Regions from separate parts of the Homo sapiens genome. Here region 1 is linked to region 2. The links are chromatin contacts, found by Hi-C or POLR2A ChIA-PET in ENCODE. All regions are on one chromosome and are shown on one strand. Each heading gives the region's core, a stretch centred on a gene start or an enhancer-like site at or near the end of the contact. The rest is flanking DNA. Distances are from core to core; before and after follow the strand shown.

Region 1 (3,319 bases), core at 470-2,969, 360 kb after region 2:
AGAGACTAGATTTTTGTTGTTTGAAGCTATCCGATTTGTGGTACTTAGTTACAGCAGTTCTACCCTCCTTACACACAGGGCTGAGGCAGAAATGCTATTTCCTAAGGCAGGGCCTGAGGCAAGGCCAGTGCTGGGTAACCCAATCTGAAGTCCAGGAAGCACTTACAATTCTCTGTCTTCACTAGAGGTGCATCTTGCAACATGGTGTCTCAGTGCGGGTGTTAACTGTTGATTCCATTGACAGAAAAATCTATCTCCTCTGTATAAACATCTGGATGACTTAACACGTATTTGAGGCCCAGTTCTATGAACCACTGGCCAGACAAGGACTCCAGCCTCCCAAGACTGAAGAGTATAGGTCATGCCAAGAACATTCTTCTCAGAACTCTAGTAGTAGGACTTACAGAATAACGTCCTGGGCAGAGATGATTCGGCCATGAAATAGACTAAAAAGTGGAATCATTGAAATTAGTCATTGTGTGGCCTAGAGTAGTCAAGAGGGGCTCCCCCAAAGAAGCCACAGTGCCAACTATTGTAAGATGAGGAACTTTGGAAGAGCTAGTGATGAGGATGGAGAATATCCCAGGCATGGGGGCCACATGAATAAAAGCATGGTGACAGAAATAGAATGGCAGATGCTGTTCAGTGAGGAAGCTCAGCTGGTTAGAGTAGTGTGGTCTATAGAGAGTAGGGGAGAATCAAGTGTTGAAGGTTAATCCATTTACTCTAACCCTAGTTTGGCTGACTGCTTAATCATGGGTTTTCCTTCCTTCCTTCCCTTCTCCCTCCGTCCTCCCTCCCTCCTTCCCTCCCAGCCTCCGTCCCTCCCTCCCTCTCTCCTTCCCTTTCTTCCTTCCTTCCTTTCTCCTTGTTTAATTCGCCCTCTCTTCTTTTTTCTTTTTCTTCGATATTCAATGCAAATGCCTGATTGCCTGATTTTCATACCCTCTGGTAGGCTCCGGATGAAGGCACGCACTGCTACTATGTTAGAAGAGCGTGCATACACAGTTACAGCACACTACGCTAAACGCTATCACAGAACACAGGACTGGAAACACAAACATTGAGGCAATGCTTGACAAATATCCAGCACACATCAATAGCATTTATTGATGGGAAAATATGGTCCAAGGGTCACATCATCTCATTTGATCATTTCAATAACCCGATGAAGTATCTATTATTGTGTCTAACTTAAGGATGAAGAGACTGAGGCTTAGAAAAGTGAAGAAACATCTCGAATCACACAGCAAGTGGGTGGCTGACACAGGGCTCAAGCCTCATTTTTCTAAACTTTCACTTGTGTTCTTTGTACTACATGATGTCAGTTGTGTATTCTTAAGCTGGAATGACGAATTGGTCACCCAGATTTTTCTTACTGCCTTCAGTTGCTTCTTGACCATGGAGTTTCACCATACCACACTTTTTGGTAATAGGGGCTTGGGATAAAGCCTGTCCTCTCTAAAGATCTGTCTTTCCTTCTTTCCATAGGAAGAACTTGCTGCTCTGGGTATGGACAAATTGGATAGGGTAGAGCAAAACAGGAGAGCCTTGGCTGACAAAAGGAGACACATCAGCTAAGGGTGATGTCGGCTAGCTGAAAATACACACTAATCTAATCTGGCTGTTCTAGATGAATCTCAGGAATGTGGGAGGCTAGCATGTCAGATAGGCAATTATTGGCCGGACACAGGATTGCATAATGCAATGATGACTGGGGCTTCCTGCTTCAGCTTGAATGTGGCGAGCTTGCCAGAGAGGATTTATCTTCCCAAGAGAAACATGCCAACTTTGAGAGGATATGAAGTAACTGTTATTATGGGAAAAAAGACAGGCTTAATTTGAAAATAGTCAAGGTCTCTTTCAGTTGTACTCTGGATCTGCCTTCCTTTGGTTTTGTTTGTTTGTTTGTTTGTTTGTTTTTCCTTTTCTGCTCTTCTGTCTCTGTCACTAGGTCTTTCTCTCTGAATTTGTGTCCTCGTTACCTTTCTTTCATTTTGCTTTTATTTTTACTTAAATCCTTGCTTTTTGTTCAAATCTTTATATCAGTTTAATGTTAGAGAAAAGTGCCTTGATTGTTTTCCTATCAAAGAAGAAAATGCTGATTAGAACCAGTGTCTGTGGTGGTTTTGTATGGGAGGGGTCTTTTAGACTGAAGATTAAGTAGACGAGACTCCTCTATTTAATATGCAACAACCTGGAACATTTTGTTTTTGATAACCAAACAAGCAAATTGCCCACATACTTCCTCTTTCTACACAAAAACCCACATCACATTCTTGCAACTGGCTTTGCCTTAATTGCTTCACAAGAAAAACCCTGGCTATCATTTGGCCTCCTTTGAGACACTGGCTCTGAATTCCTCAGGGTGGCCAGTAAAATGCTTCAGAGAGAAAAATGACGTACATAAACAAAACAGAATATAGGAACAACAGAAAGGTCTTTTCTAGATATTTCTGTGTACTTTCTTTTTTTCTTTCTAGATGAGAATATGACATACGGAATGCATGGCATTGGAAGCCAATGCTTGCAACTCTCAGTCTAGTTTTTCACTAATACACTGTGTTTCCTCTCTTCTTACTCAGTAAAGTATTCGTGTATGAATATAAAAATGTAATGTTGGAGCTAAAATGTCATAAAGTCACAAAACATAAGTGTCCAAAACCCTGAGATTATTTATATTTATAGTGAACTCCTCCATAAATATTTATTATTTTGCAAGATGACCCTGCACCATAAAGAAAATGTGGTGTTGTTTAAGAAGACAGAAAATTATGTAACAACACTTAGACACTGTTTGATATTGAATTAAAATTCTCATGGAAACTCTTCTTGGAACTTAAAGGGATTAATCCGCATTAATTTTCTAGAAAATACACCTGGTTCACTTAAACAAATTCATATTGAATAATGAACCACTTATTGAATATTGTTTGCCAGACTCAATGGTAGGCATTGGAAGCAAAATGATTCATATCTTACACATTCTCAGGATGTTTTATTGTCTTATTTTACATATATGAAAATCAAGTTCAGAGAGGTCAAGCAACTGGCCCCAAGCCACACAGTCAGTAAGTTGGTAGGTCAGCATGAAGCTGGGATGGAAACAGGTCTGTCTGACCTCCAAGTCTGTTCTCTTTGTACTGTATTCTCTCTTTGTTATGTGCCAGGAGCTCTTCCAGGTGCAGATGAATACAAAAGCTAATTTCATTTTGGTAAAATCACCCTTTCCTCCTATGCCCTCTATGGAACTTTGACAATATGAAAGAAATGCAGGGTAAATTTTACATGACCACAGCATAATTAACAAAGACAACAG
Region 2 (3,376 bases), core at 319-2,818:
GATAACTTTGTAGCATGTGGCTGAGAGTCTTCTTTGGAAATGCAGCAGATCCATTGTAAATAGGAATCCAACTAATGAGAAAGCAAGACCATGGAAAGCCAGAGCCATGAAGGCGTGGAAAACCAATTCACTCAGTCCTGCTACTCCTGTTTCTTGCTCTGAAGAGAGGCCTAGGAGTGGCTACTTTAAGCCGGAAGTGCACAGGCTTTGCAGTCGGGCAAAGGAGGATGCGCAGTGGCATTTAAGGACCGATAACTAGGAGTTGGAAGGGTATCAGGCCATCCCAGGGGATGTTACAATGGAGAGAGGTAAACATAAAAGCCACATGCGTGGCTTTTTACCCAAGCATGGCACTAATTAAGAACATGGAACACAAAAACAATCTCTGGAATTTTACAGGTTTCAGGAGTGTAAGTCCCCAATTGATGAGATTAAGTTTCTACCATGTAGCAAAACAGAGGTTTGAAATGAATATTGCCCATGTACAGAAAATACAATTACATTCTTGCAAAATTGATTTTTTGCAGGCTGAGATTAATATCTGCTCCAAAACTTAATATTGTAGAGTAAATGGTGACACATCATTAGTACTTAGATTACATATATTAACATATTAATATAGATGAGTATCATAAAATAACATACTTATATATAATGGTAAATAAGAAAAATATAAAGCTGAGTGACGATGTAGAATAAACCACTGGTTCTGTGGGCAAACAAAACTGTATTTGAATCCCAGATTCATGACTTGACCCGGGAACTTCAGGCAGGTACTAATATTTTCTTAGGTAGTGGTTGCATTTTAATCTGTAAAATGGAGACAATCTTTTGACCTTGGAGGAATTTTGTCAGAAATAAATTTGATTAAAAATCTAAATCATTGAGTCCAGTTTCTGACCAAATAGTGCTCAGCAGATGGTGTTTCCTGGATTCTGTCCCAGTGTGTAAAATATGTATGAATGAGGAGGACGCCTGGAAGGAAATAAATAAAACCGAAAACACATTTGTTGGGGTGATGAAATGATGCATGATTAATTTTTCACTTTTCAAAAATTTCTGCAATGTTGCATCATTCTTTTAACAATAATATATATACTATATATATACATACATATATATATACTATATATACACATACATATATACTATATATATACATATATACTATATATACACATACATATATGTACGTGTGTGTGTATATATATATTATATAATATATAATATATATAATATATTATATAATATATAATATATTATATATTATATAATATATATAATATAATATATATATATTATATATATAATATATAATATATATAATATATATAATATATATAATATATATATAATATATATATAATATATAATATATATAATATATATTATATATAATATATATATCTGAGAAAGCTTTTCACCAAGCTCTACAGTCCACAAAGTAAACAGAGGAATGTGTCAGATAAATTTGGCTTCTCTCTCTGACCCTGCTGCCTTACACAGAGAGGGGCGGAGCAACGGGGGAGCCCAAGCACTTCCTTTTTGGTTAATCAGCCTGACCCACTGATTGCGACACTCCAGAGCCTCATGCTTTTCTCAGCCTTTAAGTATCTTTCTGAATTGCTGTCCAAGGGCAAATTTTTCCTGTCAAACAGACCTGCAAGGTTGCTAGGCACATACAAGGAAAAAGAGATTCTGGTTACTCAATACTTGTTTTGCAAAGTCTGTTTAAAAAAAATTGCATCATATCTCATTTGATGATTGTGCAATGCAGGGTGGATACCTAAACTGAAAGTTAAGTAAGACTGAGCTGTCGGCACCTTTGCAATTGAGACATCCATTTATACGCCAGTGGAAAATATTCAGTTGTTATTAGTTTTAAGTAAAAAAAAGGGGGATAAAGCCAATGAAAATAGACCCCAATGCTCCCTGCACAGATAAAATACACACAGAAAATTTCCTATCCTGTTTCTTCTCAGGTATTTGGTACATTATGCTCCTGTGATGAATATAAATAGGATTAGTCTTTGGATCCTGCCAATTCACCTGGGGTTGTCTTTTAGTACAAAGAGTACCGATTAGGGAATTGCCCAATCTGGATGCAAATCCTGATGACTGGCAAATGACTTAATCTCGCTGAGTGGGATTTTCTTCCTCTTTATGATGAGGATGGTAATAGGAAGTCAGAAATTAGTGGAGAATAACTGTAAAGGACTGAGGCTATAGCCTGGCATGCATAGGGGATCAATACATATTAGTTCCCTTCCAACTCTTAATTTTCCTCATCTTAAACTGCTCGCCGTAATGGGTCCTGTTTCATGCTCACTTATCAAACATCATTCCGCCCCAGGACCTACATTAATACTTGGGGTGGGGTCAACAGATACAGGGAAGAGTCAGCCATGGGCACTGCCCTTCACATGCTCACAGTTTATTGGTAGAAGAGGCACATCTGTGAGTGGATTCTGGAAATAGCAGATGGCAGGGCATCATAAGGGAGAAGTTTATGGAGCCTGGGGAGGCAGGTATGGAGGGAGATTGAAGAAGGAGAAATACTTCTACACTCAGAGGTGCCAGAAATCACTGTGCAAGAGCTGGGCTTCCATCTAATGGTGTACTATAAGCAAAGCACAGTCCTAGGGAATTTGAGCTGTGTCCCTAAAAACAAAACCATCAGCTCATAGTCTGTTTACACAGTTGCTTCTCTAGTTGGTGTTTCTCTAACTTTGGGGCATCATTCACCCTCTGCAAATGTCCGTTTCCTCAACCTCCAAACATGGTCAACATTCCATGCTTCTTGAGTATGTGTTCTGAGGGAAGAGTTGGCAGTGCAAGAGAATGGGACAGGATGGGGAAAGGGAATTAGTGTTCAGTGATATAATTGACATGAAATTGGTTAAATATAAAATCTTGGGAAAACGTGAGACATTATTATGGTGCATAATTACATGCTTAATACAAGAGATGTGGGTTTTGAATCAGACAAAGGACTCAATGTTTTGCACAGATTCAACACTGGTACTTTGAGTAAACTGGATACTTCTTTGTTGATCTAAAGGGAAGAAACAGACAATCCCCAGTCGAGAGTTTCCACAAGCAGTTGAAGTGCATTGCTCAGCCGCAGCTCATTCCCTCACCCAGCACATGCTCTGTTACACTTTCTACTGTCTTTGGCACAGAAAGTGCACACACATATTCTCAAAGGGAAAATGCCATGCAAATGACACATTTTTCACAAGATGTGGAATTTCTTGTGTCTGTGATAGGCCTGAAGGCTCAGAGATAGGTACGATTTTTAAAATTGTTGTCATAGAACAAATAAACTTGAACTGAAGCCTCTATCCAAACACACCTGACACCTAGAAATTGGGAA

Evidence for each region. Hi-C counts contacts between places; a loop is a spot of excess contacts on that map. ChIA-PET counts read pairs that join two places held with the same protein, here RNA polymerase II (POLR2A). Pooled maps may share reads with other maps.
Region 1: a loop to region 2 is called in a map of gastrocnemius medialis, with 2.3 times the contacts of the local background. The contact joins two enhancer-like sites. A Hi-C loop is called at or near these places in 2 of 168 maps with a recorded cell type or tissue (ascending aorta and gastrocnemius medialis) and 4 of 50 pooled maps. POLR2A ChIA-PET finds 5 or more read pairs at or near these places in 2 of 52 experiments (Panc1 and naive thymus-derived CD4-positive, alpha-beta T cell).

Annotation. Positions count from the first base shown.
Region 1 is chr2:12,817,597-12,820,915 of GRCh38, forward strand. No RefSeq gene overlaps it. Among named protein-coding and RNA genes, the nearest start is that of MIR3125, 82 kb to the left of the region's middle. Within about 2 kb of position 1,720, at least 20 of the 41 ENCODE cell types and tissues checked have a DNase peak (open chromatin) inside an H3K27ac peak, as active enhancers do; they include gastrocnemius medialis, where a contact is called at or near this core.
Region 2 is chr2:12,454,868-12,458,243 of GRCh38, forward strand. All of the region lies in intron 4 of MIR3681HG (MIR3681 host gene), which reads left to right. The region is part of intron 1 of LOC105373431 (a long non-coding RNA gene); the gene reads right to left. Among named protein-coding and RNA genes, the nearest start is that of MIR3681, 260 kb to the left of the region's middle. Within about 2 kb of position 1,569, at least 27 of the 41 ENCODE cell types and tissues checked have a DNase peak (open chromatin) inside an H3K27ac peak, as active enhancers do; they include gastrocnemius medialis, where a contact is called at or near this core.